Linked DNA regions of Mus musculus: region 1 is linked to region 2. The links are chromatin loops, found by intact Hi-C in ENCODE. Cell type or tissue: left cerebral cortex. All regions are shown on one strand. Links, peaks and the distances in the headings refer to the core of each region. The heading gives the core; the rest is flanking DNA. Region 1 overlaps Il33 (interleukin 33). Region 2 holds the start of Ranbp6 (RAN binding protein 6).

Region 1 (16,156 bases), core at 4,672-12,671, 130 kb before region 2:
CTCATGTTCACCATCAGCTTCTTCCCATCCACACCGTCGCCTTAAAATGAAAATTATAAGGTGAGGTGATACAGCTGCCACTTGGCCTCATTTGATCTCTCTATTAGACAGAGACAATAGATACCTCAAAACTCCTGCTATGGGCTGGTGAGATGGCTCAGTGGGTAAGAGCACCCGATTGCTCTTCTGAAGGTCCAGAGTTCAAATCCCAGCAACCACATGGTGGCTCACAACCATCCCTAATGAAATCTGATGCCCTCTTCTGGAGTGTCTGAAGACAGCTACAGTGTACTTACATATAATCAATAAATAAATCTTTAAAAAAAAAAAAAACTCCTGCTATGGGACTAGAGAGATACTTCCTTCGTCATGAGCACTTGATGCCCTTGCAAGAGGACCTGCATTCAGTTCCCAGAGCCCATAAGTTACAGGACATCCAGTGCTGTCTTCTAGCTTTCTACACAACTATAAGCATCTCAAGCGCTTACATGCATGCAAGCAAAACATTCATACCCATTAAATAGAAATAAAATCTTTTTAAAAAAAATATCGCTTGCTCCAAAGCAAAAATCATCTGTGGTTCATGATTAATACAATTTTACCTATCAATTAAAAGTAAGACAAAGAAATTACAAATCAAAAATTCTAAGTCTTGTAACTCATCTTAACTTAACTCAAAGAATTTCAGTTGCAAATGAAAATAGCTCACTAATCCATTTAAAAGTATTTGCACCCAAATACCAGGTAGTCCTTCCTTCCTTCCTTCCTTCCTTCCTTCCTTCCTTCCTTCCTTCCTTCCTTCCTTCTTTCCTCCCTCTCTTCCTTCTTTCCTCCTTCCCTTCCTCCCTCCCTCCCTTCTTCCTTCCCTTCCCTTCCCTTCCCTTCCCTTCCCTTCCCTTCCCTTCCCTTCCCTTCCCTCCCTTCCTTCCTTCCTTTTATTTCTTCCTTCCCCCAAGATAGGGTTTCTTTGTGTGGCCCTATCTGTCCTGAAACTCACTCTGTAGGTCAGGCTGGCTTTGAACTCAGAGATCTGCTTGCCTTGGCCTCCTGAGTGCTGGGATTAAAGATGTGCACCACCAAGGCCAGCCCAAGAGTCTTTCTAAATCTTTCTGAGGAGAGGTTTTAGTTTTTACTTTCTGTTGTTGTTCTGATCTTTTGTAATTCAACTGATGCCAATGGATACTGCTTTGGTCACCTGCTTCCCTCTGTTCATGGGAAGCTGCTGAGAGCTGTCCTCTAATAGATAACAGATAATAGAACTTTTCTCCTCCTGTTGCTCTCAGACTAAGTTCTGACCAACTGAAGATAAGCAGACACGTGGTACACAATTGTGCCCTGAAGCGGAAGACATATGTATTCACCTGCCTTCCTGTCTCTTGCTGACTGGCCATAGTGGTGAGCCATTATGCATGGATGGACTGATGATGTAGAAGGAACTGCTTCTGGGCAACCTTTGAGCAGAATCTTTTGAGTCTTGGCTGAGATGGGCTGTACTATTATGGCTGTACTATTATAAGTGCAGCTAGGCTTTTCTCCTACTAATTCAGAAGTAGATGAGGTAAGGTTTTACAATGAGTGTGGGGTTGAAGATAACCTTCTGAACCTCATGATAACCACGGGCTACTTCAGATTCAGCTTTGTTCTGGATGAGAATGCAAACACCACCCCCTCCCCCTGCCTCTACATTACCTGATTGACTTGCAGGACAGGGAGACTCATAGTAGCGTAGTAGCACCTGGTCTGAAAGACAACATTGGGTGTCACTGGGTGACAGAGGAACGTATCAAAAGGTTTCGGTTCCATCCCGTCCTGGGGCTGGGCTGGGCGGGGAACACAAACTCCCTCTCCTTTTGTCATATACCAAAAAAGCGGAACTTTAGTGATTCTTAGAAAGATCTTAAAATATATTCTGCTCTGATGGATTCCCCAATATGCAGGTGGTATTGTTTATGACAAAGGGATAATCTTTCACAAAAGACTATGCTTTGGGGACACTGAAAAGGTGAACAAGATCTTATTATTCAGCATTTGTAGATACATGTAGTCCCTCTTTCTGTATTTCTCAATAGGTATTTCTCAATGTCTGATTTATTCCCTGAAGAATGTGACTACACTGAGACCTTCTTGACATAGGAAGGACTAAAATTACCAAAGATGGTGAAACTTGCTGCTGTTGAATAGCTCAGTTAATCCACTGTTGATAACTTGGTAGATTTTTTTTTTTTAAACCTTGCCAGTCATTACTAAGTATAGACGTGAGGAGATACTCTACCTTGCTCTTGGTCTTTTCCAGAGTCGTCAACATTGATCACATAACATCCATTCTCCAAAACAAAACTAACAGATTGGTCATTGTATGTACTCAGGGAGGCAGGAGACTGTGTTAAAAGTGAAGTTCCTGTCATTAAGAATAAAAAACACAAAGGATTCTATGAACCGTTCTCTTGGTTATTTATATGAATTACTTCCTCTGAAGAGTTTTGGTCTTTAGTGTGAGCTCTACTTTGTCATTGTAACATAGGCAAAAGCTAAGTACCATAGCTGATACCAGGGTGGGATTAAAGGTGTTACCTTCCTGCACAGTTGGGGTGAGGACGAGGAGGGTAGCTCCTTTTCTTACCTTCCCACAGTCTAGGGGACAGCTGCAAAGAATGGTCATGTTTTGGAAGACATAGGTGAATGTATTCCCCTTTATAAAGCATGATCACTTAGAGATTTCCAACACTCTAGGGCAGTGTTTCTCAACCTGGTGGTCCAGACCTTTTGTGGGTTAAATGATCCCTTTACAGGGATTGCATATCAGATATCTTACAGACCAGATATTTGCATTAGGATTCATAACAGTAGCAAAGTTGCAGTTATGATGTAGCAACAAGAGTAAGGTTATGGTTGGGGTCACCACAGCGTGCAGAACTATGTTAAAGGGTTACAGCATTTAGGAAGATTGAGTCACTGGTCTAGGGGGATGCAGATGTAAACTAGTTCTGCTTTTGCCCGGACAATCGAAACACATACAGAGCACTTGATAACATTTTAAAAGCATATATGGGTAAACTGAAGCAGACTTGGACCCATCTGAGGGTCCTACATTCAAATTTACTGTACAAAATAGAAAGAATTTGCATGTGAACATCTAAACATCTAAACATCTAAACATCTAAACATCTAAAGTAATTTAAATCCAGTTTGTGAGAAACTGAATATTGACCAGGAGGTTAATGTATTTATATTAAACATATACTAAGTATATATTATATATATATATATATAATATATATACACACTATACATAAATACATTCTAAGTTGTTTTATATAAGATCACATATAAAAATAATATATATTAGAATGGCAATATGTGATTCTTAATCACGATTCCTTAGTGATGGGGCTGCTAATTTGTTAATTATTTAATTTGGCCTTTTGTTTGTCTTTGAGACAGTTTCTCACTATATAACTCTAACTGTTCTGGGACTCACTGTGTAGACCAGGCAGACCTGAACCCAAGGAATTCACCTGCCTCCCCCATTCTGGGATGGAGATTATATGCCATTATGCCCAACCCTCACTTTGAATTTTTCCCACATTGATAGAGACTACATGCAGAGCCTGGCACATGAGGCAAATGTTCTACCACTGAACTACACGCCCTGGGTTCTCTTCACTTCTTGATAATTACCATTTTACTTAGAACGCAGCAAAAATGGTCAAAAACTTTAAACTACTCTTCAAGCCACATCATGTTATTTTAAAAGATAGTTCCTTTATTTTCTTTCATGGTGAACATTTTGAAATGTGGGGACTGGTGCTTTGTTTTTTTCCTCTCTCCAAGGATATTACATTTATCAGGACTGATGAAGACATGCTCCCAACCTATAGCAAGTATTTCAAAATACAAGTGGAATGCTAACCATAGATTAAATAGGCACAGCTCCACCACACCCAATTTGGATAACCACTGAACTGGTACCCAAGCAGGAAACAAACGTTTCTAATACATATGAAGACATACTCCTGAGTTTGCTCTATGCAATAGCCCTTGCCAAGGCCCCATGTGCTATCTCCCACCTCACCCCACACATCCCCTATGACCAGTCATACCTTGGATGCTCAATGTGTCAACAGACGCAGCAAATGCTTGGATACTGCCAAGCAAGGATCTCTTCCTAGAATCCCGTGGATAGGCAGAGAAGTTCTCTTCATGCTTGGTACCTGCAAGACAGTAGTGGGGCTTGGGCTGAGTCAGCAATCTTCATTGTGCCAATATGCTATCTTTTTTGATGGCCAATATGGCGACGGTGGTAAGTGATCCTAGGGCTGTGGCCACCCAATGGTCTAATGGGATCAATTCCTCCTTAATAATGACGTAAAGTGAAGACCATTTGCACTCCAGTAGAGCACACCAAAGGAAGAAACAAACAAACAAATAAACAGAAAGCCACTCACCACAGTTACTGCCTTCCAAAGCAGCCACTATGAACCATTTAGTTTGTTTCCTCTATATTACAAAATATCACACCACATGATTACATATTTACACATAATCTTGTGTCTTCTGTTTTTACTCACCAGTGTATCCATTTCTAAAGTGGATTCTAGAATAGACTTTTTGAATATTTATTTAGAAATTCTAAAATAGAAAAACCCTTTCTAAAATGGCCAACACATTATCATCTGTATTCTTTTCCTCAAGGAGAATTTAGGTAAGAAAAACAATTGTGTGTGTGTGTGCGTGTGTGTGTGTGTGTGTGTGTGTGTGTGTGTGTGTGTGTGTTGTGTGTGTGTGTATGGAAAGTAAAAGCAAATAGATGCCCATCAGTCTTTCCAGAAATGTACTTACCCGATTTTAGTGAATATCTTTTCGTGGGTTCTTTCCTAAAATAACTAGTCTCCTTTCTTATGGTGAGGCCAGAACGGAGTCTCATGCAGTAGACATGGCAGAATTCTTTGGTCTTCTGTTGGGATCCTAACAATAGGAAAAAAAGAGGTAGATTTATGTAGGTCATATCCTATAATATACACGTGCCTCCAACAGAGGCTGGAACAGCACTACTTAGTTAACTTCATTAATTTTACAGCAAGCCACAGATAGGATATGCAAAATGAAATAGTCTTTTCTCCTTACTGTGACCAAGTCTTTGACAAGCAGCAACTTAAAGGAGAAAGGGATTAGTTTTGCTTGTGTCTCAGGTTCTTTATGGAGGGAAGGTGTGTCTATATCCGTATTCTCCTTAATTAGTTCTGGATCCAGCCCAGGGGATGTCGCAGCTACTCATTTTCAGGGTGGGTCTAAGCCAATCCTTTCCAGAGAATGCTGTCATAGACACATACCTAAAGACATGCCTCACGAATGCCTTGAGTGGTTCTGAATTCAATCAATTTGCCTTTTAAAATGAGCCGTTCCAGACCTTGGGATTTGATAGACAAGAGGCTGGAGTTGCATTTTGCTGCCACATGGTCTAAAGACATTAGGTCTTTAGAAATTTGGGGTTTTTTGTTTTTTTTTGGGTTTTTTTTTTTTTGGTGTTTTGTTTTCATAATTCCATTTGAAGGACCAAGTCTACATTCAGTATGGACCAATCTTTGCCTAACTGAGGGGCACGTTAACATCCATAGGAGATTTCTGCTCGTCATAATTTTTGGAGGATGGCTGTAAGCCATAAAGGTTATTGATACTAAAAGAACTGCCATTGACTGCATATAAAAACGAGGCCAAACACTCTGCTAATTACTTTTATGTGTCTTTTAACTTAGCCATTCATGATTATCTTGCAAAGTTTTATCTTAGTTTTACAATGATAATTCGAGGCTTTTAGGGTTCATGGCACTGCCCAAAATTACATAGCTCAGAGTTGTGCTAAGAAGTGTGTTACAGTTAAATGTTCCCACAGAATCTTGTCCTTGAGCACTTGGTCCCAAACTAGTGAAACTCTTTGGGAGATTGTGAAACTTTTGGGGCCTTGCTGATATACCTAGACCGTGGGGGACAGTCTCAGATTATAGCCTGGTCCTTCATCTCCCACTCTTGGGCGGTGCCATATGAGAAGTCCCTGGAAGCTAAGGCTACCAGAGATCAAACTGGTTCAGCCACCATCCCTGCTGTATCCTAATGGCCTGTATCTTCTAAGCTATGAAGCCTTTATGTTGCTTCTGCTGGGTATTTGGCCATAGCGGTGTAAAATTAATTAATGCAATATCTTTAATATCAAAGCTACTCATTAGACTCTACCTCCATCAAAGAAAAGGACCACTGGCCAGATGTGGTCGTGCCTCTAGTCCCAGTACCCAAGAGGCTAAAGCAGGAGGGTTGCGAGTTTCCAGATCAGTGTGAGCTACACAGAGTCTTATTTGGTAGGGGAAGAAGTAAGTGAGCACTGCCATCTGAGGGAGCAGTCAAATGCAAATTCAGGCAACGGAACTAAAAAGATTAACGAGTTATTTGTTAATTCTCATTTTACTTAGCCCAAGAAAAATTTAAGTCCCATGCAGAAAAGTCCATTGTGTTCTGGACATCGTAAATAGTATTCCAGGGTGAGATGGAGATGAAAACTAGAACATGTGAATTGTAAGATCTCAGTATTCGAAGCAAGCGCGGGCACCAATGTCAGGCATTCTGGCATGTCTACTCCACAAGGCAGTGCCGATAAAGGGCCTCGTTTTCTTGGATCTGAAGACAGTGCATTCTTTAATAGGAGGAAACTTGGGAACACCGAGTCACTTGCACTGAGTCATTATATCTGCACAGAGCATTATGACATAACTGCAAATGAAAGGATTAATTTAACTGTGATTTTTTTCTGGCCATTCAGAAACCACTGTCAATTTTTTTTCTTTTAAATCCTGGCTTTGAAAGAAGTGTGTGAGCAGTCCAGCACCTCGGGAAGGGCAGAAGGGGACATCGCTTTCCTTTCCCATCACCCTCTAACTTCCGTTCTGTCCACCAGAGCTCTGCTACCCTTCTTGTTACTAGTCCAAGAATAAGTGGTCAACTGTCCTATGTTGTACCAAATAACAACGGTGATGCTGTGAAGTCTGTTTAAGAAAACAACAAGCTGTCTCTCTTTCTTTTCAGCTCTTGTATACTTGAGAGTTTTTGGTAAGGTCGCCCGTCTTCATGTTGAAATAACAAATATTTGATAATAGATTTAATAGTGGTTAAAGAGAGCGCTCTTACTTCTTATTTTGCAAGGCGGGACCAGGGCTTCGCCTGCGGTGCTGCTGAACTTTGCCGGGGAAATCTTGGAGTTGGAATACTTCATTCTAGGTCTCATTTTTCAGGTTTCTGTGGGATTGAAATATAACATTAATCCAACTATATGGACCTGAAGTCATCAGAAGCAACCTTGGCTATCTCACCATGAAACTGATAGCCATACAGGGGGGAGGGGGGAGAATAAAATTCAGCATAGTATTCTGACTCTACATTTAGGCTAGAATCTAGCCATAGAATCAAAGAATAAAGTAATGAAAGCACAGAGAAATCTGAGGCTGAGTAGTCTTAGTGTTAATGCCATGTTTGTGTTGAAATCTCAGTACTGTTTTGTTGTAGTATATAGCAAAAAAAAAAAAAAAATAGCGATACTGATCTTGTATGATTTCTCACTGTAGGGGGGTAAGAAATATAAATACGTAACTCAGAAGCCAAGGCAAATGCCCTGCGATGTTAGATTTGAGTCAGTATTAAACAAGCAGTGTGTGTACACATTTTATTTTCTAAATATTTTCTCCACTGGAAGGAACTTTGACTCCAGATTCGTGGTCAGGAAAGTAATAATGACCATAAAACACGTTATGCCAGAAAACGTCCAGCTATTAAAAAACTAAATGAGTTTGTGTCAAAAGCATGTGGGAGCCACCGTGGAGGGTTTCCTCGGGTCAGATTTGGCACCAGCTGAATGTTTAAAAAGAGTAATGGCAGGCAGTGATCAAGATTAAGCATGGTTCCTCAAGAATAAATGGAGTAAGGTTGCCGATTTTCTCACAAGTTCAAAGACCAGGGTAACAAAGGACAAACCAAAGCCCAAGGAGATCTAGTGGAGAAATCACTGGGCATAAAGGGGGAAAACCAAAACAACAACAAAAACAACAGGGCAATTAAAACTCATGGAGAAACAAAAAGATAACACGAAGTAGGAAGCAGTCCAGAGCTCCAGTCCCGGTTCCAGGCATTGGTGGGGGATGGGGAGAGGGACTGGGAAGGATTAGGAGGGAGGGAGCAACAATCACAAGTTCATCTGGGTTTAGGCTACCAGAAGAATAGAATTGCGCTGCTCGCAGCGCAGCGGGAGAAACCCATGGTTAACAGTACAGTTCTCACAAGCCAGGGCAGAAATTAGGTCTAAGGGCGAGTTCCTGTCCACTGCTGCCTAGAGTAAAGACGCCACACCGTCACTCTCCGGTAGTTTAAAAGTGTTGTGACCAGCAGCAACTCTGAAGATCAGAAAATACAGACAGGTGCCAAATCAGGATGCCTGGGAACGCTGCCATAGTGACCGGCTATGAGGCAATCCTGGAAGGGATTGGTTCGGATGAACGAACCAATGAGAAGTTTCAATTACGGGGAGCCTGCTCAGTTGAGGAAGGAAGACACAGTGATCAGTGCTCCCGCCCTCTGGTGGCGAGGACTACTCAGCTCCTGGGATTGGGGATGACTGAGGCCTCCAAGCAGGTAGCTGAAGATTACTTATAAACCAGGACAGGCTGATTGCTCTTCCATCTGGACATAACTAGGAGAGCCGTTTGCTCCCTTCATTCTGAGGTGAACTAGGTGGACTTTGCCACAGTCGCGGACTCCAGAGAGCCTCAGTGAATGATAACCTGCCCAAGCCTAAGGAATGTAGACATCGTCGGGGGATGCCATGGCCCCATAAGTGCAAAGGAAGAAAGCATCTACGCTTTTACAGTCTAGAGTAAACACAGCCCTGAGGCTGAGGATGGGTGCTCTCAACTGGCCTCGCTATTCTAGCCAGCTTAGTGGGAGCAAGCTCTAGCCCTCTGCCCTCTGCTCACAGACCCGGAAAGGTGCTTCCGTCTCTCTTTTTATTTTCCTCTCATTTAAAACTATTACTTATTATTTTGATTTTTAAAAACATTTTTATCCCTCTTCTGTCTAATTTTATCTACTTCTTTTACATTTGAGTTTTAAATCTTGTTATCTTCCCCACACTGTTTCAACCTTAACACATTGTCTATTTTTTCTTAAATTTTTTAAAAATCAAAATATAATTATGTCATACTCAGGCCAATAGAACCGTCTAATTCTTGCTAGTGGCATCAAAAACACATCAGAAAAATATAGCCTTAAAAATTTTTTTAAACTGGGAGAGCTGGATATCCATGTGTAGAAGAATGAAAGTAGAACTTATCTCTTATCCTGTACCACCCCCCCAATGAAACTAAAACTGTTATCTCTTCTCTCTCCCTCCATTATCATCCTCTCTCTCTCTCTCTTTTGTTCAAAAGGATTAAAAATTAACTACTCTATAAAAGTTACAACTCTGCTTTGAAGGGAACCATTTATTCTGAGCCAGCGATGATAGCTGATCATGGCTTAGTAGCATTGATTCAAGTTTCCCTAAACAATGCACTCCTAAGCGGAAAGCAGTCGCATGAAGGCTTTCAGGCAAAGAACAAAGGCAACCATATGCCAGCCAATACATCCAACAACTGCATCAGTTGACAACTTCGAGGAGGTGCGGGGTGCGGCTTGGGGGGTGGGAGTCGGGTGGATTAGAACTTGGTATTTTATTTCAAACACTCAGCCCTTCTTATACTCAAAGCAAATGGCCAGCTTCTTGAAATATTAATATTCTTGAAATAGTAATAATAAATTTCGGAAGATGTTAACTAACATAAGGCAGAGTTCCCTGAAGAAGCTGCGGCTGGGTTAAATAATCCCACGTACTCTTCTCGTTCACTGAGTAAAATATTGTCATTGTCTTGATCATTGGTCAATGATCAAGAGCCAAACTTTATCTCTGGCTGTCTTAGGCTTTTTGTGTAAACAGCCATTTCTTTTAATAATGGCATCTGATTTGATACTCTCAGAATGGGCTGTTTATGCATAGCACAAAGCTAAGAAGCTGCAAGCATTCAAAACCTACAAGAGAGACCTCCTCCTTCTTGTGTCTTCTGTGTGTCGAACGTGTTATGACTAATGCAGTTATTGAATACATTGGTGTATGGTGGCCTTTATTCTTTGCCTGAAACCCTTAATGTAATGGCTTTCACTTAGGAATGTATCATTTAGGGTAACTTGAATCCATACTACTAAGCCACAATGGTCAGTCATCCTTTCTGGCTCAGAATACATAATTTCCTTTAAAGCAGAGTTATAGCTTTTACAGAATAGTTAATTTTTAAGCCTTCTGTGTGGGGTAATAGGATTAGCTAACCACATAAAGGTCAGATTTTCAGTTGGGCAGGAAACAGTTTAAATAATAGCCTGCCTGTACCAGGAGGAATTGAGGTCCCTTGCTCACTGCTAGTGCTGAGCTTCTGAGCTGCTTCCTGAAACAGTGCTGATTTCTGTTTTCTCTTTCACCAGAGGGTGCATGTGTCCTAGAAACAATGTTTTTCTAGTCATTAAAATTGTCTTTTAAATAAACCTGTGTGTTGCAGTCGATAGCCTCTCTTCTTGGAGACTTAGAGTTCATGCATGTTAACATAATAACAATACCAGCAGCCCCTCACTGAGACGCCCTGCCTGCCTTTGCCTTTCTCTATCTTCAGTTAATTATTTGATCTCCTAACCTTCCCTTCCCTTTCGTCCTCCCTTGGACGAGCTTGAGCAAACTCATGTAGAAGAACTTTGCTCTAAAGGACTACTAGCCTGCGTGGTTGAACAGATAAGAAACTAAGGAGTGAGCATTAAGGACAGATACATCGACCAAGACTGTCAGCATCTTTATCACAATTGCAGAACTAAAAGTATAACCCAGAACTGGTTTCAAATCCCATTCTGATAAACAAGCCACTTTCTCCAGTAACAAGTCTTTTCTCTCTTTATATCAGAATCATTTGAGAGCTGATAGATGCTACTATTGGTTCCCCTCAGAAACAGAGAGATTGACCTGGCACTCACCTCAATACAGACAGGAAATAGCTGGTCTTGAATGCTGTACTTTCCTGCAGTGAGCCCCGGTGGAGAGCTAACACAGTCGCGCTTCAGTTCTATTTATATGGTAGCTCAGATTAAACAACTTTGGTAACAGAAGCTGATGAGTAAAGTTATGCAAATGGAGCGATATGAATGGAATGTGAGGGTGTGTAGCTGTTCCCAGGAGACAGATTCCCCACAGACCCGTCCTTTCAGAGATATACTTAATTACTGGCTTTTAAATGTAACTTTTAAAACAGATGCTCAGTGATGCCTTTGCTGGAGAAAGTTGGTTTTTTGTTTGTTTGTTTTGTTGTTTTGTTTTGTTCTTTTGTTTCTTTCTTTCAGGTAAATATTTTTCTGATTGTAAAAAGGATATATGCGTGCCCTTAGAAAATATGTAAATGTCTAGAAAGTATCTATGCTCTCAAGTTTTTTCTTTCCTCTATGGGGCTATGTCACACACGTATCTGTTTCTTTTCTTTTTTTAAAAATTTTTTTTAAAGATTTATTTATTTATTATATGTTAGTACACTGTAGCTGTCTTCAGACACTCCAGAAGAGGGAGTGTCAGATCTTGTTACAGATGGTTGTGAACCACCATGTGGTTGCTGGGATTTGAACTCTGGACCTTTGGAAGAGCACTCGGGTGCTCTTACCCACTGAGCCATCTCAACAGCCCTGTGTATCTGTTTCTAATTGGGAAGTGGAATCCTACTGCAAATGCTTCTTGAGCCGGTGTTTTCTTGAGCCGGTGTTTTCCGTTCTCTAAAATGAACCCTGGATCCTGAGTGTTTTCTGCTTTCAATCTTGTAAGTTAAAATAAACCAGTTCCTTAGTGCTTAACACTGGGCTCTTTCTAGGCTTCTCCTTTCTGTTCCCTTGACATTAGTATTCCAGCCAAAGTGGGGTGGTGCATGTGCACGATTCTTAGAAAATGTTGAAGTTCCTTGCTAACATTAATTTATAATTAATTTGCAATTTACCTCTGGATCAAGAGGTGCATGCACCTCGTGATTTAATAGTTATTTCCATGTGACTTCCAAAAGTCTATGTTGGTTTGTAGTTGGTCAACAGTCTGCATGAGTTTCCCCGCCCCTGCTCCCATTCTCCCCTCCCCACCCTGAGGTGGCAATACATCTTGTCACCTTTGACACACTTATCTTTCTAAAGAATAGAAATATTTTGTGGACACTACTCTGAGTGTTAGGGTCTTCGGCTGAATAAAAAGGAGAAAGTGAGCTGAACACCACCTTTCATAGCTTTCTGTTTGCTGGGTGAGGCTACCACGTGACCAGCTATATCAGAATTCCTGCTGCCGTGCATTCTCAGTCGTGATGGGCTGTACCACCTGACCTGTGAGCTGCAATGAACCTTATCTTCCCTATCTTCTTACTGTTGCTTCTACCAGGAATTTTATCACAATAATGAGATACAGTCTCTAAGTTAAGAAAGTAACCCCGTCAGCAATGTTAATTGAAACATTGTCCCTTGGTACTATTTATTGGATTTTTAAATGAAATTTCAATTTATAAATTTTGTGTGGAAATATCTAATTTCTAAATATCATATAGAAATATTCAATACTTTCATTTTAAAATTGTGGGTTTTGTGTCTCAACTTAGGATATCTTTTGCATCTATGACTAAAAGATTTGCTTATGCTATTTTCTAATATTTATTATTTAACATTTTTTTTATTTGTTTGGTTTTTCAAGATAGGGTTTCTCTGTGTTGCCCTGGCTGTCCTGGAACTCACTCTGTAGGCCAGGCTGGTCTCGAACTCAGAAATCTACCTGCCTTTGCCTCCCGAGTGCTGGGACTAAAGGCGTGTGCCACCAATACCCGGCTCATTATTTAACATTTTATACTTGGATTTTTGATTGATTCATGATTACTGTTAGCATAGAAATGTAAGTTGTGGTGAGGTATGGTAACACAGACTTTTAATCCCTGCACCCTGGAAGCAGAAGTCAATATATCTTTGTGATTTTGAGACCAGCCTCAATATATATGTGTGTATATATATACATATATATATATATATATACTGTATGTATATGTGTATATGTTTATATATACACTTTTATATATATACATATATATGTATATATGTATGCTATTGTTTTCAACTGCTTGTTCCAATTATGTTTGCAATCCAGTTTAGACAAAATCAAGCTTTAGTGTTTATGTTGGGAGCAGTGTGCAGAGGCCTGCGAATAGAATAAGGAACACTGATATCGAGAAACTTCTAAAATTTATTTATTTTATTTTTTGAAGCAAGGGTTTCACTATGTAGCCCTGGCTGGCCTGGAATTCTCCATGTAGACTAGGCTGGTCTTGAACTCACAGGGATTGATTCATCTACCTCTGCCTCCAAGTGCTGAGATTAAAGTGCATATACCACCATGCCTGGCTGATAGCAGGAAGCTTTTAACGTGTTAAACATTCACTGTACTTTGTGATTTTCTGACTCTGTGATGTGCCATCCAAAGAAAAAGAGTAAAGAAAACCAGTTTGATGTCCAATTGAAATCCCAGATAAAATATGCTGAGAAAAGAGCTGGGGTCACATTTGAGGGGTCAGTACAGCGTGTATACGGTTGAATGTGGGCCATCCACACACTTCAAAGAGCTCTTGTGTGTCAGCGTGAGAAACATCATAGTTCCAAGTCTCAAACACAAAAAGTGTGAGCTGTCATCTTTTCCAAAGTACTAATGTGTATGGCGGCCTCTTTGGCCTTTAGGAAGTTACGTTAAGTAAATATTGAATTGGCATTTTAGGTCAGGGACGTCCATCGGCATGAGCCCATGGGACACCGCGTGAAGATTTTCTTTTCAGTTTGGTGTATTTTCTACATCTGGTCAACCAGCAAGTCCTTTATCGAGACACCCCTGTCCTCCTAGGTGTCAGGCAATTCTCTTCGATGATCAGAGCTGTTGATATGCCATCAGAATGTCGGTTTGGCTACTGACTTTTCTTTCCTTAGTGAGACTCTTTGAAAACTTTGTGAAGGAACTTGGAAAAGATAGATAATATCGAAAAGACCTCTGACCCTAGAGAAAGTAATTAAGTGGTTTGGAAATCATTACAAGGAAATCTAACTTCTCTGAGGTCTCTTGAGGTCATAGCAGTGATAGGCTTGAGTCTGTGTACAGAGGGCTGTCTAATGATGACGCCAATGAGTCAGACAGCTTGCTGCTAGGCTAGGTGCTGGGAAGCAGTGGTGAACCAGTCAAAATCCTGCCTTCTGAAGCTTACTCGACACTGGCAGGCGGCTGTTGAGTAATATTCAGGCAAATACAATCTTCCCGAACACTGACGTCAGGAACCCAGAAAGGAGCTGGTGCTGAGGAAGGGCAGTCCCAACTTAATGTCAAAGGTCCTTCCACAAAGTGCAAGGAATCTGGGGGTGGGGCAGAAACGCCTTCTGTGCAAAGAACACTCCAGGGTAATGGTTCAGTTCAAGATGGGCATAATCTGCTTAAAGAACAGGGGGAGCCTGGTTGAACCACAATAGGCTATCAGGAACATAGTAGATGGGGGTAGAGATGGTAGAGAGCAGGAGGCATGTTTGGTTGGGCTCAAGAAGCCAAAGGAAGTAGCCTAGCCTCAACTTAAAAGACAGAAGGAGCCAAAGAAAAGGTTTTAAGCAATATGGATGTGATTTGACCTTTTTTTTTTTTTCATTTCTCTTTCTTACCTCCCTTCCTCCCTCTGCCCCTTCCTCCCTTCCCTCTCTCTTTTCTTTCCTTCCCTCCTCCTCTTCTTCTTCTAGATGAAAATTCACATATCCCAGACCTCGATACAAGTCGCTGCGTAGAGGACTTTTTAAAATTACATTTATTTGTTAGTCACGGGCCATGAATATCATAGGACAACTTGCAGGGACGGCTGCTCTCTTTTACTACACGGGTTCCAAGCATCAAACTTACAAGATTTAGCAGGAAGCACCTTTGCCCACTGTACCTAAGCTCAGTGACCCAGTCTGGGCCTTCTGACTCTCTTGACTCTGTCTCCATCGTGCCTAGAACCCAGGACTTTGCTCATGCTAAGCAATCACTCTACCAACTGAGCTTTGGGTCCTGGCCTTTCCCTTTTAAAAAAACTATGGCTACTATACAAGAAACATCTGAAGGCCAAGAAGAAGGGTGAGCGAGGAGTTTACAATAGGTCAGTCTTTAAAAAAATAAAATAAAACAACATATAATATATATATTGTTTAAAAAAATGTATGTGCACTGTACGTGCCTGTGTGCATTTATGCACACCATGCATGTGTGTGAGTGTGTGCCTACACAGGCTAAAGAGGGTCTCAGATCCCTGGAACTGGATTTACCAGTGGTTGTGAGTTGCCATATGTGGGTTCTGGCAGCTAAACCCAGGTCCTTCGCAAGAACAGCATGCGCTCTTAACTGCTGAGTCATCTGTAGCCATTAAGACACTCCTGAGTGAGGACAGTGTCCGTGAGGTGACTACAGCTTCACAGCTTTGGCCATTCATCTTATGTGAGCCAGGAGCCTTTTCACTAGCTATTTGCATATGGTTATCTCCCTGTTAGCGGCGTAAACAGTAGCTCACCTCTTGCCCAGGGATGGTCTGGCAAGGGCCACACTGCTAATTGTAAGTAAAGCCGGATCTGATAACAAGCTCTTTCCCTGAAGGCATGGGGAACATTGCTAGAATGGGATGATGTTGAATTCCAGGGCCTAAGTTCTAGTTTATGCTGTGTCAAGCCTTTATGGTCTAACATGAGAAGATTCATGAGTCTGTGATGGGAATCTCAAAGACATATTGCTAGTGCATAGAAAGAGGCAGTGTCCCCAAATGATCTGCTTTAGTTTTATTTCTACAGCTGTGATAAAATACTCCAACAAAAAGCAACTTGGGAAAAGGATGGTTTTACTTAAGTTCATAATTTCAGGTTATGTACCCCCGTGGGGGAAGTCAAGACAGGAACTTTAAACAGCTGTTCACATCTCATCGCAGTCAAGAGAAGGAAACAAATGCTTACGGGCTGGCTTGTTTGCATTCAGCTCAGTTTCTCCATTCCTATACTG
Region 2 (16,156 bases), core at 3,364-11,363:
AATATTCCTTTGGATATGTCTGTCTTAAGAACAAAAGAGATCACAAACAAGGGGACAAAGAGGAAAGCTATCACACTATCACTGAACTTCATTGTGAAGTTGAGGCATAGTCTATGGGTGCCCTAAAGGGTCACTTTTACTATGGTGTGATTAGATGATATCACTCAGCTAGCACTCTGGTTTTTCTTCATAAAAGGAAAACTTTGTGTAAAACGTTTTCTGTATATTTAAAGCTATAGATCTGAAGCAGAAGTCAGCAAGTTGGCAAGTGAAAATTCTAGAGTATTAATGCACCTAAGTAGGGATTTGGCCGGCATAAACCCTGAACTTGCCTTTCAGAAGCATATTGTGAGGGAACTTAGCAACCAACAACAGAACTAATAGTTTAAGAAAGGAGGAAGAGGAGGAAGTGGAGGCGGAGGAGGAGGAGGGAGAGGAAGAGGAGGAAGGGGAGGAGGAGGTCACAAGGGAACTCATTTAAAGGCTAGCTAGTTGCTCACAGACATTTAGAGGACCAGAAGTCAGACTCTGAGTCCACACAGCCAAAGGAATGCACAGGGTAACTATGGGTGAAAGCTAAGTTTCCTGGGCTCATCACTGCCTCTGCCCTAAGTGTCAGAGGAGGTACGGTACCTATGATGCTCAGGACACAGGGCCAAAGATGCATTTTCTGCCTGAATCACACCATCCCTGCTATTTGTGGTCCTCTCCTCACTCTGCAGTCAGAGAAATCAAGAGTCCCTATAGATATATGTACAATAGCAACACCAGCAATAATGCTTTGAATGAGGTAGAAATCTATTCCTTCTGAGTCAAGGTGGACAACAGAGGTGCAGAGGTGGCGTGGTACACTGTGGAATGCAGGCAGAGTCTTCTGATGTTCTTGCTCAACTCTGCAGCTTTAGCCTCACTCTCTAAGGGTGCATTAGCTACATCTTAAATATGACTGAGGATGGGACAGAACAAATAGCTGACATACGTGTGTTCTCCTAAAAAAAAATTCGCAAAAGACAAGGGAATCCACAGATAAAAATCTCAGTTTCCTGGTATAACTTCAAGCATTTTCTGGGTCTGATATGGTTTGAACCATCTTGGCCCCACGACAGTCCTTTCCTGACCTTCTCTTGCTTAGGACAACAGCACCCCTGGGTGTCCACACATTATCCTAGTCCCAGCTTTGAGGCTTGCACTCCTCACAGAACTTCAGGGATATATTACAGTTTTCCATCTTCAGCACCTAATAGCCAACACATCTCAGAAGGTGTGAGCAATGTCCCATACTATGCACAGGCTGGCCATGATTGGTGTGAGAGCTCCTTCTACAGCCCAAATGTGGTATGCAGCAAGGCCCTCTCTACTCAACTGTCCCTCAGTCTGGCTTCCTTCTTCACCACAGTCCTTGGTGGCCAGAAGTGACACTCAAGCCTCTGGCTTCCTGTAAGTCATATCATCCTTATTCCAAATTCCATCTCTTGGCAGAGCCTTCATGATAGCTAAAATATAGAAGGGAAAATATTCAGTTTGCCAAAGAGATAACTGACTGCATTATTAATAGGGTTGTAAGTCATTTGTGTTTTAGAGGAAAATGCATTGCTTTATCATTAACAAACTTCTCCTTTTGTTTGAGAGAATAGAGTGTTGTGCATGTATAGCAGAATAAGTTGTGATTGTTACTTAGCCATGTACAACTAAACATAGAAATACCTTCTTAATCTTACTCAGCAAAATCTTTAAAACTGGGAGTTTTCTTGGAGCTGAGGAGATGGCTCAGTTTAAGAGCACTGGCTGCTGTCTCAGAGGACCCAGGTTTGGTTGCCTGAACCCACACGGCAGCTCACAACTGTCTATAACTCTTGTTCTAGGAGATTAAACGTCCCTATGGACACTTCATGCAAATGGTGCACAGACATTTAGGCAAAATACCTACACATATGAATGTTTATATATATATATATATATATATATATATATATATATATATATATATGTGTGTGTGTGTGTGTGTGTGTGTGTGTGTGTGTATGTATGTATATCCTTTTACAATTAAAAGAAAAAACAAGAATTTTCTGAATACTAAGAAAGATTAGTTGAAAGGGTTTTATCCTTTTGTATAAATAGAATCATTCATAGATTTTTTTAAAAGTATTTTAATGGATATATATATATGTGTGTGTGTATGTGTATATATATATAGTGTGTGTGTGTGTGTGTGTGTGTGTGTGTGTGTATTGTCAGTGGACATAAAACAGATTCTTTTTTTATACTTTTTATTAGGTATTTTCCTCATTTACATTTCCAATGCTATCCCAAAAGACCCCCATACCCTCCCACCCACTCCCCTACCCACCCACTCCCACTTTTTGGCCCTGGCGTTCCCCTGTACTGGGGCATATAAAGTTTGCAAGTCCAGTGGGCCTCTCTTTCCAGTGATGGCCGACTAGGCCATCTTTTGATACATATGCAGCTAGAGTCAAGAGCTCCGGGGTACTGGTTAGTTCATAATGTTGTTCTACCTATAGGGTTGCAGATCCCTTTAGCTCCTTGGGTACTTTCTCTAGCTCCTCAATTGGGGGCCCCGTGATCCATCCAATAGCTGACTGTGAGCATCCACTTCTGTATAAAACAGATTCTTTAAAAGAAGTATCTTTAAATGAACCATCATTAATCAGAACGAGCCAGCTTGGTCCTCTCTGTTTTTGAGCCATGAAGAATTTACAGTTGTAAGGTGGGACATTTCCCTTTGTTCCTTTGTATCTGAAGGCTAGAGCTTTTTGCCTTCACTAACTCTGGACTTTCTATAGAAGGTGTCACCCATCTGCTCATCCCAGATTCACCAGAAACAAAAGGACAAGACAACTGATACTTTGCTTTAAAATTGACCTTTCAAGCTAATGCAATGCTGATTTTTTTTTCCTGGTAATCAAAACGAGGTTTGAACAACGTGACTCAGCACTATACATTCATAGAGTTTCTTCATTTCCTGTGAGCTAGGGCTTCCTTTGTGTCAATATTTAGCCTTTCCCTCCTATTAACTCTGTGGTTTGGTGTGTATTCTCACATACTCAGACTCACTCCTTGGCATTGTTATCTTAAGTATAGGTTGATTTTATTCTTAATGAAAAATCTCAAATATATACAAAACCATGGATTAGATAAGAACCCTTTATTTATTCATCACCCTGCTTTGGCCTGACTCACAAGGAATTCTTATTTCATCTGTAACTCTGCCCACTTCACTACCACCTCCTTCTCTCCCAACTTTTTGTTTTAATTAATAATCATTTTATTCATTTGCATTTCAAACGATATCCCCCTTCCCGGATACCTCTCCACAACCCCCCATTCCATCCCCCTCCACTCCTCTTTGCCTCTTGAAGGGTGCACCTCAACCCACTCACCCACTCCTGCCTCACAACTTTTTTGAAGTAAAAATTGTTATTTGCAGTTAGGTGTTCATCTTTGCCAATTTAACCAACTCTGTGTTGTGTGGGCTCCACTATACCAGACTATAACATCTTAATTAATGGACTTGCATTCATCTGTGACTTTCACTTAAAGCCTAAGATTACTGTAACTTTCTGGGCCTAATTCACTCCCATTATTTCTCAAACCTCTAGGAAGGTCCTTTGTGGTTGTGCAAGCAGCTTGCTGCAGTCTGTTTCACTCTTCAAGCAGGGGCGCCACCCACTGGTAATATGTAGAATGCTTCTTCACGCTGATGGTGGTCATTTGAATGGCAATGGCCCCCATAGACGCAGATGTGTGAATGCTTGATTCCCAGTGGGTGAAACTGTTTGGGGAAGAATCAGAAGATGTGTCTTTGTTGATGGGAGGTGTTTCACTGAAGAGGAGCTTTGAGATTTCAAAAAGCGAAACCACTCTCCTTTACCTCAATCTGCCTCCCCGCTTGTGGATCAAAATACAAGGTCTCAAAGTGCAAGGTTTCAGCTATTAATAGCTCCAGAGCCATGCCAGCCTGCTGCCATGCTCTCCTCTTTGATGGCTATGGACTCACTCTGTGAAACTGTAAACCACCAAGAAACTCTTTGTCTATAAGTTGCCTTGCCCATAGTGTTTTGTCGCAGCAATAGAAGCTAACAAAGACACTGATAAAACTCAAATTCTTAACCATATAGTCCCAGTTTGCTTTCTGTTGTGATAAATACCATGGTCAAAAGCAACTTGGGAGGAAATCGAGGTATCTCACGTTAGAGTTTTATCCACCGACGCTAAGGCAGGGACTCGGGGAAGGAACGAGGAGGTAGGAACTGAGGCAGCAACCACAAAGAAATGCTGCTTACAAGCTTGCTTCCTCTGACTTGCTCAGCTACTTTTCTAATAGAGCCTAAGCCTGCCTGCCCAGGGCGGCACACTCAGAGTGGGATGGACCCTCCTCCAGCAACTAGCACTTCACAGAGTGTCCCACAGATGTACCCACAGGCCAATCCAACATAAGCACTTCCTTAGTTGTAAGTCCCTGACTGAGGGCCATGCAGGAGAAACAATAAATCGTTTTAGAACCCATGGACTGCAGTCCACAGGTTAGCACAGCCACGTGGGTGGGCGTCGGTGTAGCTTGGCCCCAGGGACACATGTCCTGAGGACTTCGTGCTGTTATGGAGTTCTGTTCTGCTTGCTGCCCTCACATCCCTCTTAATTTAAGAACTGTATGAAAACTTTAAGGGGGCTTCAAGTCCCTCACTAGGCAGTATCTCTGACACTCACAGTGTTAACGCTTGATCTCCTTCAGGCATTGCTGCTGGAGCAGATTAGTGATTCAATCACCACCCTAGAGAAGAACTTAGAGATGCAGATTGTCAGCAGTGACCACCACCCTTTAAAAAAAAATTAGGAAAAATCAAGTTGCTAGTGAAGCTAGGTTGTAATGTTTTTACTGCTGGCTCTGATGTAAAAAAAAAAAATCTTAGGGAACAATCTGAAATTCAGAAAGACACACTCTTAATAGATAAGCTAGGGACCTTTTACGGTCAGGGAACAAGAACAATGGCAGCACTGGCTGACTCACTTGACTCCCAGTGAGGCTGGACTGGTGATGGGTGATTGCTTTCTTATACCCATTTTTTGCCCTCAGCTTTCTAGTATGATTTATGAAGAACTGCTGATGAGCAGATATGCATTCTGAGGATTTAAGGTAGATGTGACTGATTTTTATATAAAAATTTAGAGTTGTGATTCTTCTAGGGTTCTAAAAGATTGCTTTTAAAGATAAATAATAAAATAATTACTCCTTTCTTTGTAACCGAAAGTTGCTGCCTGCCAGTAAGAGAAGCTGGCTGAGAAAACTACCTTGCTTGCTTACACTTTGTTAATCTATAACAAGTGGCTTAGTTAGGAATGTACATGAGTTTTGGAGACTAATTTGTTTTCTTTACCTGCACTACGTAATGTTATTTCTTGTAAAGGTATTGGGGAAACACATCGTTTTTTAATAACCATTCACTACTAGAAAAAACCTAAAATGTGATCACATTGTAATTTTATACTGCTTGAAAGATTTTTTTTTTCTGGGATATATAAGCTATGGAAGAAAGAATAAAGTATGGGGGCTGGGACATTGTTCCATCTACCCATCATATGTGTGTGTGTTTGTATATATGTATGTATGTATGTATGTATGTATGTATGTATGTATGTATGAATGAATATATGTAAACCTTGTCTGGGTGTGTGTTGGAGCTTGCTCCATCCACCAATTTTGTGTGTGTGTGTGTGTGTGTGTGTGTGTGTGTGTGTGTGTGTGAAATGCTTGGACTCTGCTTGCTGGAGCTTTGCTCAAACCATTCTATGTGTGAATGTGTATATGTCTGTCTATAGTTCTATATGTATGTATGCATGTGTGTGTATGAAGTTATTGGATTCTGCCTTTTGCTTTATCCAGTGTGTGTGTGTGTGTGTGTGTGTGTGTGTGTGTGTGTGTGTGTGTGTAAACTCTCTCTTTCCTTCTCTTTCTCCCTGGTCCCAAGGAGTTAAAAGAGTTCACGGTTTTTCCAGGGGCCACAGGAAATGCCAGCCCCAGTAAATTAAACTCTGTTTCCTCAGAGGAAAGTCAGCTGAGTAACTTCTCTAATCACTGGCTGCCACTGGCCAGTAGGTATGTAGGTATCTGGATCCACCCTTGTCAGTGGCTCTAAGCACTGTCCTCCAAATGGCTGCCTGCCTCAGTTTACCCACCACATAGATGCCAAAACTGGTCATTGGCAATCCCTCTCTGATTACTGACCATGACATGTGCCAAATAATTCTCCAGCACACTGGATTTCTGGAGTCCCTCTCAGATTAGTTTTAAATGGATATAGAGAGGATCACAAAGAAAACAGATTGTATGGGAATTCTGTTGCATCTAGGTGTCCGTGGCTCCAGTCAAGCTATAGCAGACTTGGAAGATGCAATTGTGGTTCCTATCTATAGCAACTCTTCTCGCTTAGTCTTGTGATTAAAAATCATTATTCCGGATGAACAACAATATGAACTAAGCAGTACCCCCCAGAGCTCATGTCTCTAGTTGCAAATGTAGCAGAGGATGGCCTAGTCAGCCATCAATGGGAGGAGAGGCCTTGGTCTTGCAAAGATTCTATGCCCCAGTATAGGGGAATGCCAGGGCCAGGAAGTGGGAGTGGGTGGGTTGGGGACCGGGGGAGGGGAGGGGATAGAGGATTTTCGGAGAGGAAACTAGAAAAGGGGATAGCATTTGAAATGTAAATGAAGAAAGCATCTATTAAAAAATGTTTTTTTTTTAAAAGAATCATTATTCCAAAAGTCTTCGGGAATTCAATTGTCCTTTTGTCCTCAACGGTGCAAATATTTTTATGTTGTGTGTGTGTGTGTGTGTGTGTGTGTGTGTGTGTGTGTGTGTAAAAGGCTATTGAAGACATAAAGGAAGTCTCTATACAATAAAAATTATCTATTTGGGCCCAGCAAGACAGCTCTAAAGAAGTTCAGCTACTGAGGTGTCTTATTAAAGCACCTAGGAGGAGCCTTAATCCCACTAGAGGGCACTGTGATACTGATCAAATAGGGGCAAGACAGCCAACCCTCTCTGACTCAAGAAGCCTTGAGTCCCTTCTACATAAATAACCCTCAAGGTAAAGGTCTGAAGGTGACCTCAGGCAAAGAAGAGAAAGCTAGAGGAAAAAACAAAGTTGTACATTTTTCCTAAATTCTTATTTCCTCTCATCTAGATACTAGAATGACCTAGTGAAGTTTTATTATTCCTCATCTAAAATAAAGAGGCATTTACTTTACAGATCTTCTGGAGTTCTTTAAGGACCACCAGTAATTTAAAATACTCATCAGCCTGAGGCCTTAATTACAATGAGCAGTGTCGCACTACTGAACCATAGTGACCATGTGACATGCTTTTGAAATAAATCTCATACTAAGCCTGAGATATGTGGGGATTAGATATTATAGTTCATTATTCCAACATAACATAACCTATTTAAGAACCTGTGTAAATTAATTGAGAGCCAAGAGGGTGATGTGGCAAAGGCATCTGGTCTGAGTTGGCTTTTTGTTTGTTCAGTTTGGTTTTTGTTGTTGTTGTTGTTGTTGATGATGATGATGATGGTGATGGTGATGGTGATGATGGTGATGATGTTTCTGGAATCCAGGACTTTTCAGTGTGAGGAGTTATGATGTAATGGAGCAATGGTCCACAACGATCCGGTGCAGAATAAAGGATGGAGCTGCCTGTCAAATGCAAAGCAACTCTTTGGATAAGCAGGGAAAGGTTCCAGATCAGCTTTGGTGATGGTGTGTTGGGGGTGGGGTGTTAGAGTCAGACACCAACATACAAGGGTAGGCACACCCTAAGTTTATTTGGATGAGTTTCTTTGGTTTTGTTTTAAGATAAGTTCTCACTAAGCAACTCTGGCTGACCTGGAACTTGCTGTATAGACCAGTCTGGCCTTAAACTCACTGAGATTCCCTCCTCTATCTGTCTCTCAAATACTAGGATTAAAGGCATGAAGCTCTACACTCAGCCCCACAATTTTTTTAACCTTATATTTTAGACATGAGTACATATGTATATGTATGTGACTGTTTATGTGTATTAGTGTATTATTAGAAGAAATCTCGTTCTCCTAAATATGCTTATAGCCGGGCGTGGTGGTGCACTCCTTTAATCCCAGCATTTGGGAGGCAGAGGCAGGTGGATTTCTGAGTTCGAGGCCAGCCTGGTCTACAGAGTGAGTTCCAGGACAGCCAGGGCTACACAGAAAAATCCTATCTCGAAAAAAAAAAAGTGCTTATATTGAACATTGCATTGCTATTGTAAAAATAAACTGTAGACCACAAAGGCTATATCAGAAAGATTACATTCACATTTAACCAAATTAAGCTAATTTTTCTCCAAAAAAGTATTACTTGTTAAAACCAGAATGAAAATAAAAATGTAAAGCTCTCTGAGCCTCCTATTCCTTAGCCATCATTAAGCCTGGCTTCCTGTACCAAACACCTGAGCCCTTACTTCATTTCCTCTAAGCCTTGGCTATGACTCCAGCCATGGCTATGGATATCAAAGGTCCCTTTGAGGTTCCACTGCCTGTGCCCTGATAGTAGCTCACCTCAGGCTTATGTCTATAATTCCAGACACCTCTGGTTCGACTACGTTTGTTGTGTTGTTTTGTTTTGTATTAAAGTCTCATCCCATGGGACTTATCAAGAAAAAAAAAGTAAGCAGAGAACTCCCTCTGGGCTTTGGTCACAGGAGCCACCCCTGACACCCTCATTACTCAAACTCAAGTGACATCTTGGAAGTTGGAAGCTGTCATACCACCTTGTTGTGCACATGCTGGGATTTTCCAGGGCTAGGAGCTATGCAATTAGCAAGCAGCCTCACCTTTAGACCACGAACATGAGAGGATCCAGTTCCTTCATCTCCACAAACCTGATAGAAATATCTGCTCTCTCTATCTTAATTCTTTCCCTGAAAGGCTACCCAACATCCTCCCTGTTCCTTCTTCCCCACCCACCTCAACACAATCTCCTTGATGAACTGAAGCTTCTATAGCGCAGAGAGAACTCCCGTCAGCCAACTGCTCCTTTCCTTACAAATAGACCCCAAGGGGAAAAATGCACAAATGACCTTGGGAATGGAGAATAGAAAAAGTGGAGGAAACAGTCCCACATTAATTAATGTTGTACGATTTTTCTATATTCATATTTGTTGTAGATGGGCCTGGTGCTGTTCTTGTGAACCAATCTTCTAATGAATAAAGGAGCCAATCACTGGGCAAGTAGGTGGGACTTCCAGATTGGACAGAGGAAGAGAGGAAGCAGGAAAGAGTTAGGTCTCTTTTGGACGGGGATAGCATGAGGACAAGATGTAATTACTAGTGTCTCCTGGTTTCAACAGTGGATCAATCAGGATTCACCACGGGGGAATTCAGATTTAATAAGGCTTACAAGATTAGGATTTTAGTTGTTGCACCCAGAGATTTAGCTATCATTGTTTCTGAACTAAGTTTGTGTAGCATTTTCCTTCACACAGCAGTTCAACTGGGTTCAAGTGCGAAAGACGTAGGTCTTTGGTTGGTGAGTCAGACTCTGAGAGCCCTAAGAGTCCAGGTTAGTTGACTCTGTTGGTTCCTGTGGAGGTCCTATTCCCTTTGAGGCCCACAGTCCTTCCTCCTATTCTTTCATAAAATTCCCCAAGCCCCATCCACTGTTTGGCTGTGGGTGTCAATGTCCATCTGTCTGAGTCAGCTGCTGGGTGGAGCCTCTCACGCAGATGGCCATGCAGAGCTTTCAATGGCTCCGAAACTCCAAGTTTTCCTAGACAGGTTCTGGATGTTCCCTATTTAGCAACGAGGACTCAGACAGTGTCTTTTGTTTATTTGTTTGTTTATTTGTTTTTGTTTTTCGAGACAGGGTTTCTCTGTATAGCTCTGGCTGTCCTGGAACTCACTCTGTAGATCAGGCTGGCCTCGAACTCAGAAATCTACCTGCCTCTGCCTCCCAAGTGCTGGGATTAAAGGCGTGCACCACCACGCCTGGCCCCGACAGTGTCTATACTCGAGCATTACGTCACATTTACCATGTTTTACACAAGCACCACAAGAAACACACCACTCAAAAAAATGAATCCAACTGTACCAAAGTATGTAGAATAAATAGGAACATCTTTCTGTTATTAGGGAAATGATGACATTCTTTTCATGGTTCTTGGTCATTAATAAAATATTTTTAAAGGGGACCAAGAAGAAAACTCTTGCATATTTAAATTTATGCTTGAGAGAAAGAGAACCAGGCAGGCAAACAGGAAATCTCGGCAGCAGCTGAGAAGAGGGAAAATGAGAAAAGGAAAAGGCATGTATTTAGCAATGGAGGTTGGTAAGCAGCTGCTCGGACAAAAGGGGGTGAGCTTTAGAGAAAAAGTAAGAAAGCCCAGAGTGGGGCTAGAGAGATGGCTCAGTGGTTAAGAGCACCGACAGCCAGGGCTACACAGAGAAACCCTGTCTCGAAAAAAAAAATCCAGCTATGAATGGAATAACTTATTTCCAAAGCCTAATCTTAGCATCAGAGAACAAATAATACAAGTATAGATGCAGAGCTAAGAGACAATTGACAAATGGCACTTCTGGATTCATAACAAAGTTCAAACGATGATTTCCAGTGGCTTCAGCCTAAACTCCCTAGTTTGAAATTCCCAAGGTATGTTTCATCTAGTGGTCTAACACTTGCTGGTCATCATTACTTAAGATTCATTGGTTCATTCAAAGTTATGGCAGAGTGGTTTTCTGACTGAGGCATCCTTTTCGAATTCATTAGGTGGAGTGCGCACAGAGCAACAGTCACTCACAATGGTCTCTATGATCTGACTTAAAATTTGTACAGGAAAAGACAAGGGAAACTTGCTTATTCCCTTAAGTCCATTTTCAGAGCTGCCAATTTAGGAAGCTCAGAAGATGATTAAGGGGTTAGTAACTTTTGATGTTAGAAACTTGTCACTTTTGTTCATATTTTTAATCTTCTTTTAGCCTACTGTAGGCATTATTCTTTTTTTATATTGAGGTTGTCTCATTTTAGTCTAGCTAAAGTGTATGTGGCATTTTTGTTGGTTTTCTGTATCATTTTTAGATCTGGATTATATCATGCAAGATCAACTTAATTCTATCCCTCTCATTTGGCTCTAAATCTCAGCTCTTCGGTGAAATTTGCAACTTGTCTTGAATTTTCTACCACTTGGTAAGATGCTAACAAACACCTTAGTTGTCTCTGGGGAAATAACCTTGAGATGCCCTTGAGATGTCCTTGAGATGTCTTTGGGGAAGTAATCTTGAGATGCCCTCTCTACCAATACAACACAGCTAGTGTTAATTATAAAAGTTAAAATTGCTCAATTCTAACCAAATTGGCAAGCCAATTTTGGCTATTATGTAGTAGCCTTTCCCCTACTTCTCATGGGGGAAAGAAGGGGATAGCAATGAAAAAAAAATGAATACAGGAGAATCATTCATTTTAAAATAGAGAGCTAAGATTGTAAATCATCTTGTGTTTTTCTAAAGCAATAAGTCATAAATGATTGTTCTAAGATGGGTTCAGTTTTGCTCCTACTATTGAAATTATAACTGTCATTTGAACATGTGGGGACCAGTGAAAGAACAAACTATGGACTCCAAGATTCACCTATCTTGAGAAAAGCCTTTTCCTCCCAAAGAGCAGTGTGTTGATTGACACAAACACTGCTGTTTATTCTTTTAGAAGTAAATAAGCTGGCAAAGAACGGCATGTGGTCGAAACAGGTCACTGGGTCAACTCATGGGAAGATGTCTTAGTCACTTCCTTGTTTGGTGTGTGTGCTACTGAGCCTTTGACCTCTTTCCTACCATCAAAGTCAGCTGATTTGGACTTTCTGGTAAACTGAACTGGTAATTGACCTATTCAATGTCTATTCTGTGTGCATCCCTTTTCATATTCTTTCCAAAGGAATCTTTCTAAAATTTGGTTCATACCACTTGATTGAAATCGAGTTACCTTTAGGGGAAGGATCCACATTTCTCAGTGTGGACTATGACACTTTCATCGTCTGCTCTACTTACTTCCCTGCCTTCCTCCTTATTGTCCCAGGCTCCTCAGGCGCCTCCCCCCTAATGCTCTGACCCTGGAGGATTGGCAAAGAGCTCTCACAGTTTGCCTCAAGGCCTCTGCATTTTAGCAAGTTGTTTTGTCTACTTTGGACAGCCCCCCCCGCCCCCGTCCCCAAGATAGCTAATTAGGACTCATTCTTAAAAGCCAGTCAGGCATCACTTCCATCTGAGATTCATGTCATCAACTCTGAATATTGACTAAAAGAAATTATCAAGTTCCCCCTTATCCTTTACTGCACAAATTATAATTCAGATCGAGGGAATGTTGTTTTTTTCAAACTCCCAGCTGACTTCCTCTACACCCCAGTGGATTAGCTGCCTCCGTAATGCCTGGGCAGAATTATTTTCACACTAATTCCCTGAGTGTGTGGCATTTACCATTTCCTATAAGTATCTTCATGTAGTTGATCTTTGTGTGTGTGGTGTATAGTTTGTGTTCATGTGGTGGTGGTGGGGGGTGCATTTGTGCAAGTGGAGTTAAGAGGTCAGTTTCTAGTGCCTTCCTAAATTATCTCTCCTTATTGAGAAAGGGCCTCTGACAGAAGTTTGAGCTCATCAATTTGGCTAGGCTGGCCATTTTGCTCTAGAGATCTGCCTGTTTCTTCCTGCTCCCACACAGTGCTGTGTGGGGTTATATATGTGCAACGGGGTGCTCAGCTTTTCCATGGGTACTGGGATCCAAACTCAGGTAGTCATCCTCTTCACATAGCAGGAACTTTATCAACTGAGCCATTTCCAAGCTCCTCTCATATGTATATATATATATATGTATATATATATATATACACATATATATATGTATATATACATATATATATATATACATATGCATATGTATGTGTATATGTATATGTATATAGATAGATAGATATAGATATAGATATATTTTTTGTGTCCAGCACTATGATTGATAAAGCTCCAGTGAATATTTTCTGGTGGAATAAATGTACAACTGAACAATCTCTTTAAAAATTATTCTATTTACATTCCAGTCATTGTCCCCCACTTGGTCCCCCCCTCACAGTTCCTCATCTCATTCTTCCTCCCCCTTACCTCTGAGAGGGTGCTTCTCCCTGGCCCCTGCAAACCTCCCCCTTTTCTGGGGCCCCAAGTCTCTCGAGGATTTAGTGCATATTCTGCCACTGAGTCCAGACCAGGCAAACCTCTGCTACATACATGCCAGGGGCCTTGGACCAGCCCATGTATGCTCCTGGCTGGTGGCTCGATGACTGAACAATCTTAACAGCATTTCAACTATTGTTGCAAGCTGTACTAATTTATATATACTCCCATATAATATAGCCAAGCTTCCCGGTGTTCCACATTTGCACAGGCCTTGGCACTGTCAGTCATTTACGTTCCAAACACTACAGAGGATTGTCACTGGATCTTGCTGTGGTTTTAATAAGCCCTTAGTATGCTAACGGATGCAGCTGTAGGGAAAGCATTTCTCCAGCATTCGTTAACATTTCCTAAAACTGCAGATGCAGAGGCTTTGCAGCCAAACTTTTTCTAGGAGCAGTAAGAAGAGCAGTGAGTCTGGTACAAGATGAAGCACTGTAGGTAAGATTTTAGAATCAAAACAAGAATTGATTTGATCCATAATTATAAAGTTTAGGTATTTATATAAAATCTCTCTGTGCTTATTAATTATGCATGTTTGGGTTACAGTTCTCAGAAATCTAGTACAGTAATTTGGAAGCTGGTCCTAACATCTGTATTTTAAAATAAACACCCTAAATGGCCTTGAAATGGTTCACCAAATGAGAAACACTGTTCAGAGACTAGTTTCATATTACAAATTAATTTATGAGACCACCTATTTGGTCAGTCAACTTGTTAATGTGAAACTAGACTTTCTCCATTTTGTGTGTATATGCAGCAGAATTTCACAAGACTGAAATTCAGATTTCTTGGCAAAGTTTAAGACAGAACACAATAAATGAAGGTCTCTGATGACGTTGCAAAAGCAACAGCGGCTATAGGGGATGTTCTGTGGTGACAAAAGGTGCCACTGCCTTAAGACTAGGTAGAATTTAGACTCATCTGCTGTGAGCCTCAGCCTCTCTGGCTCTTCATTTCTTGGTTTAAAGTAGTGCTTTGTCTGCCTTTATCAGCCTTACAGAATTACCTAGGGCTGAAATGAGTGTGACAATGGCTGGCAGAGAGGAAGATCTGATCTCAGACTGTTACACCTTATAATTATGGTTTTAAATAACTCATCTGCCTACATTAAAAATACATAGCCTTGGGGAATTTGTTCTTAGGGTAATCTTTGCAGCTTCCTATTCATGGGTAATTAGGATTCTAATAACTGAACTGTCATATTACAGTTTAGAAACACATAAGGAAAATCTTGAGTAACAAAAATACAAAAGTAATGTATATAGAAGACCAGGATTCAAGAAGCTTCATTATCATTACTCCAGATCACCTCCCACCTTACTCATTTGTCTTTCCCACTCTGTTAGAATCCACAGGACAAGAGATTGGGATGTACGCCCGAGTTTGAACATCTCGGGTTCTACTTCTTTGGGTGTGGCAACGGGGAGGAAATCATTAACCTTTGATTGAGTTTATTTTGCAAGTAGTTTTATTATGGTTTTACTCACTATACCCAGTTAACAATTTAAATTGTATAATTCGGTAGTTCTTAGTAGAACGGCATGACATTGGGGGAACCATCATCACTATCAACTGCAGAACATTTTTACCAACCCTCAAAAAGAAATCCCCGGACAGCAGTTATACTCCATTCTTCCCTCCTCCCTCACTCCATAGCAGGTGCTAATTAAAGTTCGTCTAGAGGTGCTTATTCGAGGTCTTTTACAAACAATAACGGCATCATACAGTATGTAGACTTGCGGAGCGAATTTCTCCCCATCTCCTTCCAGCCTCTACAGGAGCACATCGGTCGGAGAACAGGACGATACCCCTAAAACGCACTCAGCTCCGTCCACCCTGTAAAACCCAGACCCCCGCCTGCCAGCTTCACCCCGCCGCAGCGGAGAGTGGGAGCAGCGCCCCGCCCATCCCCGGCGTCGCCTCACTGACGTCACCGCTCCCAGCCGCAGACTCCCTCCCTCCTTCCCGGTCGCGGTAGCTTTGACAGGACGCGATGGCGGCGGCCGGGTCTGCAGGGTTGCCGGCGACCGTGTCGGAAAAGCAGGAGTTTTACCAGCTTCTGAAGAACCTGATCAATCCAAGCTGCATGGTGCGGAGGCAAGCCGAGGAGGTCTATGAGAATATCCCAGGTCTGTGTAAGACTACATTTCTCTTAGACGCCGTCCGAAATAGAAGAGCAGGTTATGAGGTGAGACAAATGGCTGCCGCACTGCTACGACGGCTTTTGTCCTCAGGGTTTGAGGAGGTCTATCCAAATCTACCTCCTGAAGTGCAGAGGGATGTCAAGATTGAACTGATACTGGCCGTTAAGTTAGAAACACATGCTAGCATGAGGAAAAAGCTTTGTGATATTTTTGCGGTGCTGGCCAGGAATTTGATAGATGAGAGTGGCACTAACCATTGGCCAGAAGGTCTGAAATTCCTCATTGATTCGATTCACTCTAAAAATGTGGTTCTGTGGGAAGTTGCACTTCACGTTTTCTGGCACTTTCCTGGGATTTTTGGGAACCAGGATCGTCACGATTTGGATATCATCAAGAGGTTGTTGGACCAGTGTATTCAAGATCAGGAGCATCCAGCAATCAGGACATTATCTGCTAGAGCTGCAGCTACGTTCGTCCTTGCTAATGAAAACAATATTGCTCTTTTCAAAGACTTTGCGGATTTGCTTCCTGGGATCTTACAGGCTGTGAATGATTCCTGCTACCAGGATGATGATTCTGTGCTAGAATCCCTTGTTGAGATTGCAGATACTGTACCTAAGTACTTGGGTCCCTATCTAGAAGATACTCTGCAGTTGAGCCTGAAGTTGTGTGGAGACTCTAGGCTTAGTAACCTGCAACGCCAGCTGGCTCTGGAAGTAATAGTCACCTTATCTGAAACTGCAACTCCAATGTTGAAAAAGCATACGAATATTA

Evidence for each region. Peaks named below come from ENCODE experiments on the same cell type or tissue, not always from the same donor. Only the 100,000 strongest peaks of a DNase experiment are listed, where the experiment ranks them.
Region 1: it touches region 2 in a loop (2.3-fold over the local background); 4 of 42 quality-filtered maps call a loop at or near these places.

Annotation. Positions count from the first base shown.
Region 1 is chr19:29,940,785-29,956,940 of GRCm38, reverse strand. Il33 (interleukin 33) reads right to left here. Exons shown (of 8, transcript NM_133775.3): 2 at 7,174-7,281; 3 at 4,840-4,965; 4 at 4,101-4,211; 5 at 2,273-2,398; 6 at 1,690-1,740; 7 at 1-40. The coding sequence starts at 7,270. Among named protein-coding and RNA genes, the nearest start is that of Gm41832, 22 kb to the right of the region's middle. In left cerebral cortex, for the core only: a CTCF peak has its summit at 8,608 (motif pointing left); DNase peaks (open chromatin) are centred at 6,680, 8,560 and 11,202; H3K4me3 peaks cover 774 bases; H3K27ac peaks cover 1,107 bases.
Region 2 is chr19:29,812,026-29,828,181 of GRCm38, reverse strand. It overlaps Ranbp6 (RAN binding protein 6), which reads left to right and starts at 15,208. Exons shown (of 1, transcript NM_177721.4): 1 at 15,208-16,156. The coding sequence starts at 15,232. In left cerebral cortex, for the core only: CTCF peaks have their summits at 3,687 (motif pointing left) and 7,003 (motif pointing right); DNase peaks (open chromatin) are centred at 3,667 and 7,012.